Regions from separate parts of the Mus musculus genome. Here region 1 is linked to region 2. The links are chromatin contacts, found by Hi-C or POLR2A ChIA-PET in ENCODE. All regions are on one chromosome and are shown on one strand. Each heading gives the region's core, a stretch centred on a gene start or an enhancer-like site at or near the end of the contact. The rest is flanking DNA. Distances are from core to core; before and after follow the strand shown. Region 1 holds the start of Zcchc7 (zinc finger, CCHC domain containing 7). Region 2 holds the start of Pax5 (paired box 5).

What was found. A loop is a pair of places that touch in the nucleus more often than their neighbours do. ChIA-PET counts read pairs that join two places held with the same protein, here RNA polymerase II (POLR2A).
Region 1: a map of v-Abl transformed pro-B cells shows a loop between it and region 2 (2.5-fold over the local background). The contact joins the promoter of Zcchc7 here to the promoter of Pax5 in region 2. A Hi-C loop is called at or near these places in 3 of 37 maps with a recorded cell type or tissue (left cerebral cortex and v-Abl transformed pro-B cells). POLR2A ChIA-PET finds 5 or more read pairs at or near these places in 3 of 5 experiments (all embryonic stem cell).

What each region holds. Positions count from the first base shown.
Region 1 is chr4:44,755,232-44,758,133 of GRCm38, forward strand. It overlaps Zcchc7 (zinc finger, CCHC domain containing 7), which reads left to right and starts at 1,328. Exons shown (of 9, transcript NM_138590.4): 1 at 1,328-1,461.
Region 2 is chr4:44,709,283-44,712,076 of GRCm38, forward strand. It overlaps Pax5 (paired box 5), which reads right to left and starts at 1,412. Exons shown (of 10, transcript NM_008782.3): 1 at 1,081-1,412. The coding sequence starts at 1,126. RefSeq lists a promoter at 1,644-2,794.

The DNA of each region.
Region 1 (2,902 bases), core at 78-2,577, 46 kb after region 2:
ATGTGACCTACTTCTATACCACTTTTTCTATCCCCCAAATAGGTTTTTCAATTTTGCCTTTTTATAGTGTCTTGTCCCTTTCTTTCCTAGCACATAACCATAATGCTAATCGAATTTTGTAATTATTTTCAAACTCCTAATACTGTAACAAGACCTTAAAATTCTTCTACTTTATCTGGACTTTCTAGAACAGCCTGACATTTTCCTGAAACTCTTCCCCCAACCCCCCTATAATTTAGTTTAAGTAAATATAAGCTTAGTTTTCTAATAACGTAGAAGGCTGACAGCTTGGCTCTAATATGTTCAATAAATGTTGGCAAAAAGATTTAAAATCAAACTCATCTATCAGGGATGTTGTCAGTACCTAATTCGGTATTTGTAAAGTTGCTTAGATGAACTTATGTTTGTTTGTGTTTGACTGTGACAAGGTCTTAAGTAGCTCAGGCTATCTTTGACTGCTCCACGTTGCTAAGGATGAACTTGAATTCCTTATTTTCCTTTTTCCACCTCCTCTGTACTAGGCTGCTTATGTGGTGGAACTTAAAAATGAACCCAGGGCCTTCTATGCGGTAAGCAAGCACTTTACCAACTGGGTTACACGTCCAACCTCATAATTAAAGTTTTTTTGTTTTTTTGTTTTTTCTTAAAGGTGTGACCAAGGGAACCAATGCTGGAGGCCGTGAACACCGTCTCCTAGTACCAGAAAGAACAGCATTTACTCCGTGTTGCAGGAGTGCAGCTCTTCACGGTTCACAAACAGTTAACAAGGCGGAAGCACCTCCGAGTGCACTTTACAACCTAAGGTGAGAAAAGCCGTGCGGTCACTATTCCCACTAGCGGAAAAACCAAAACCCAAACCAGACACTCTCAAAAATGCCTCTTCCCGCGCTGGCATTATCAAGGTCCCTCTCCGAAGTCACCTACTAACCCTAAATCCCCTACTAACTCTGACCTCCACCCGGAAAAGGGGCCGATTTGCTCTGCGCCACGTGTTACTACGAGGGCGTCACCCAGAGCTAGAAAAGAGACAGCCCCTGCCGACCGGACCAAGGTATCATGGGAATTGTAGTTTTCTTTCCAACACGGGAGTAAGTGAACTCGCACTTACTTTTGCCCTTCAAGTAGCTTCTATTTAGTATAACTCATAAGATAAAAATATGCACCATAATTTTTTCAGCCGAGATTTCTTTTCGAAAGGAAGGATGAAGAAAAAAAGAACAAAACCAAACACAAAGTTTATAGGCGGAGAAAACAAAGGGTTAATAAGCGTTACGCATGCGCTCGGAGGACTCGCGGGTTGGGCGGAAGGACAGCTCCCAAGAGCTCTGTTTTCCCCGGAAGTACCTTCTCCTCCCTGGAGTCCGCGCGGACGCGGCTTCCTTACCTCATTTGTCCTCGCCCCTCCCCGTTCCTCTACGCGTTTCGGTTCCTGGTTGGTGCTTCCTGGTCGCGGCCGCGGCAGTGAGTATGTGTGTGACGGACCCCGAGCTGTCCCGCGGCCGGGGGACCCCTTCCCCTCTCCGCCTCGCCCGCGGAGCTGTGGAACTAATGCGTGCCCCTCTCTGGCCTTCCCCTCCCGGTCCTTCGGGGCTCAGCGCAGTGCAGCGCAGCAAATGGCCTCTCAGCTCCGTGCCGCCCCACGCGGCTCAGTGACCGGGCTGGGGTTTGGCGGCCCGAGACCAGGGCTTGGGCAAGGCTGGGCGGCGATGGCCTTGACGGGCACGTCTTCTCTGTCGGCGTTACTCCACCGCCTCCCACGGTTCACCCGTCCTGGGGAGGTGGGCCAGTCCCGAAATGTGGAGGTCTCCCTTCGCTGAGGGGAACCTGGCCCTCAAGGATGCGTCCAGTCGGGGGCCACCTTAAGCTGGTGCTGTCAAGTAGCCGCTTCACGAGTAGACACAAAGAATCTGGGAACTATGCCCCATTCCTTATATAAAACCAGGGTATCCTAAGATGATCCTCTGCCCCCGCGCCCGCACACCCTAACAGCAGACAGTTGTAGTCAATTTTACTGTGGGGAAATCGAGGTTGGGAGTTGGCAGCCCCCAGTTCCAGCCATCACTGATTAGCTGCCGACGCTCAGAATACCTTTAGGTCGAGTTTACTGTGATTTCAAGTCTCAGGGTTGAATGAAGGAAACTTTTTTTTTTTTTTTTTTTTTTTTTTTTTGAGACAGGGTTTCTCTGTATAGTCTTGGCTGTCCTGGAACTCACTTTGTAGACCAGGCTGGCCTCGAACTCAGAAATTCGCCTACCTCTGCCTCCAGAGTGCTGGGATTAAAGGGGTGAGCCACCACGCCCGGCAGAAGGAAACTTTTAAGGGCCTTTTTTAGCCCATTGGATAATTTTTTTCCTGAGCCTGTTTTTCCCAAGTATAAAATCACCCTTAATTTAATGACTAGGCTCCCTTCAAAAGCTCTCGACTTGGTGTTGAACATTTAGACCTTAAATTGCAGCGTGTGTATTTAAGACGGTGTTGTGCTTTAGGGACAGTTAATTATTGTCATTTAGTCAGAGGATGGGGAATGATCTGAGGGAAGAATTGGAAGTGAAAATTGTATGAAAACTACACGATTAACAGTGCATGGGACAAATAGGAGAAGCACTGTTTCCAGCAGAGTCCAAAGAGTAGTTAGAAGTTAACATCAGTAAATTTAGCATGCATTTCTGACATGGAGACAAGCCCATTGTTTCTCTCTTTGATGGTCCCATTTGGATTCCTTACCTCCTTTGATTGGAAGTGACAGTAACATTTGAAAAAGGGGCAGACATTTTAACTTTTGTAATTGGTTTTGTTTCTGCCTTCACTGAATCTCAGTAGCACACTGAGATTCTTGTAAGTTATAAACCTAAGTGGAGAATAAACTATTAGTCATTTTATCCATTGACAACTGTGGATTTAA
Region 2 (2,794 bases), core at 162-2,661:
CTTGTGCTCTCCTTCATTGGAGCAGCACCCACAGGACAAAGCCTGAGCATACAGTGTGACATATATACACACACAATGTCAGAGGCTAATCTAGGTGACAGCCTAAAGGCAAGGGATTGGAGTGTGTGTGTGTGTGTGTGTGTGTGTGTGTGTGTACACTGTCAAAATGTCATCAGTAGTCCACAGACTGTTCTTACCTACCAAAGTTGTGCTTGCTGTAGGAGACCCTTGTACACAAATGCTAAATGCAACACTACACTAATGAGACAGTGCACACTGCACAGTGAGAGCTTAATTGCCCTGAATTCACATCACTTTTGATTCTATCTCTCAATATTATAAGACTTAGGCCTGGCAGCACATGTGTTGTATACTATACCCCTAGTAGGCCCCAGAGCTATACCAGTGCTAGAGACAAGCACTTTTGTATGTATTGGTATGTACACATTGGGCAGCTGTTGACATCCAAAAATGGAGGGGTCAGAGAACCACCTCTTTCTTACTTCCAAAATCACTTGGGATATAGAGATGACCAGACCTCTTAAGCAGTAGATGTCCAGTGAGTGAGATGCTTATCAAACTATATACACAGAATTTACACAAACACACATCTTGGAGTCTTAAAAAGAACGCACACAAACACTAACTCATAAACACATGCTAATATGCTCAAGGCAAGATACAAGCTAGTAAAGATGCCAACAGGCGTACAAACTCAAACTGAACACCTATTTGGGGTAACACAAACTCCTGCACACATTGATCTCCTCAAGTGAGCACACAGATCCAAACTTGAACATCTCCAGATTAACACCAACACAAGTATCAGAAACAGAATCAAACAAAACCAAAGAAAACAGGCCTCCTTGAAGACACCTTGACGGACTAGTGAAAACCATGTGAACGCACTGTAGAAGGACAGGCCTTTTCCTGAGAAAACTACACACACACACACACACACACACACACACACACACAAACACACACACCTTTCTTCTTGCATGGATATTAGCATGGATACTAGCACTGGGTAGTGTCCCAGAGTAAGCATGGATGAATCCCGTTTCGCGGTGTTCCTACCTGTCCTGATGGTCCGAGGAGTCGGGTAATTTTTCTCTAAATCCATTTCGATATTTCAGGACTTGATGAAATGGACAGCGAGGAAAAGTTTCCACTTTTTTTGGGGTGTCTTTTTTCCTTTTCTTTCTTTTTTCTTTTCTTTTTTCTTTCTTTGTTTTATTTTCTTTTCTCCCTCTTTTTCTTTCTTCCTTTCCTCTTTCTTTCTTTCTTTCTTTCTTTCTTTCTTTCTTTCTTTCTTTCTTTCTTTCTTTCTTTCTTTTTTTTGGTGCTGGGGCCCGCTCACAAGTCGGAATAATTGAAGCCTTCCGCTCCCCCGCCGAGCTGGGGTAGCTGATCACTGAGCTGAAACTAAACGTTTTAGGTGGAAAAAAAGCGTCCGAAGGCACCGTGAAATGATTAAGGAACTAAAGAGCTTCTCGCCATGTGAGATCATGTCCTGTTCTCGCCAACATCACAAGATGTCCCCAGACACGTCGCGCCCCCGGCGCACCGCCCCGCACTGCGGGCCAAGAACCAGGGAAAGGGTGTCAGCTCTGCGGCCTGCCCAGCGTGCCAGACGGGGCGGACCAGGCCTGGCCGAAGGTGTGCAAGAGGCCCAGAGAGCAGCAATGCCGCCTCGGTGCCGCCTTGGACTTTTATAGGGGGTTGGGGGCAGGGAAGGAAAGATTCAGACTGCGCCCGGCCCGGCGTTAGTCGCGCGCCTAGGGGAAGGAGAACCTGAGTCACAGGGTCGTACCCGCTTCCAAACCTGTGTCTGGGGGTCGCGGCCCTGTGCGCTTTTGCTCTACATGTAAACTCTGCTTTGTGAGGGCCAGTAGGCCCATTTTTTTATTTTAAAGAAAGAACAATTCTGCCAAGCAAGTGGTTTTGAACCCTGTACTAGCACAATTGTCAACCACAGGGGATGCTCCAGCATCCTCAGATTCACCCCTAGGGCGGCGCCCGCCCTCGGGGTTCCCAACTACCCCACCCCCAACTCAATTGCAACCTCCATAGGTCTGCTGGGCTCATCTTCCAGGGCAGCTTCAGATCACTACAGTATCTAGGTCCCATTCAGCCACCAGGTCCCAGATCTCCCCTTTAGAACTCGACCCTTTTTACCCCAGAGCCCAGAGGTTCAGCGGAAAGCTGCTGATAAAACCCGGTCCTCTGCTTTTGGAGCACCCGGGCCAAGCAGAACCATCCTAGCAGGCTCGGAGAACAGGCAAAAATTCTGGACACCTTACCCAGGCCCCTAAATGGAATCCCACTGCCCTCGGGCCAAGAGACCTTGTAGCATCCCCGAGTTCCCAGACTTGATTTTCCAGAGAGAAAATCGGTTGCAGAGGAACTAGGTAAAGGTGTGGTGTCCAACCTCGCTCCCTGCCGTCCGAGCTCAAGCCTCCTCTACTCTGCTCCCTCCCCAGTCTGAATTCCAAGCGGCTGGGTTTGGCCGCGAGAAGCCTATAGAGCCCCGTTGCGGGGGTGGTCGCAGGGGAAGGTTCTCCAGGGCGGGTGAGCGCTCTAGGGCCACTGGACAATGGCAGTTTCGGAAAGTGAATCGCTCTCCGAGAGTGTTTGTTTGATTTTTTTTTTTTTGGAGGGGGGTGGTCACGAGGCTGGGCTGCAACCTAGGGGAGAGAGCCTAGAGTTCGAGGATAGGGGGAGGGGTCAGTGGGCACCGGACATCGCAAATTCACTGAGCAGATTTCGCCACAATTGGAAACGTGGCTGT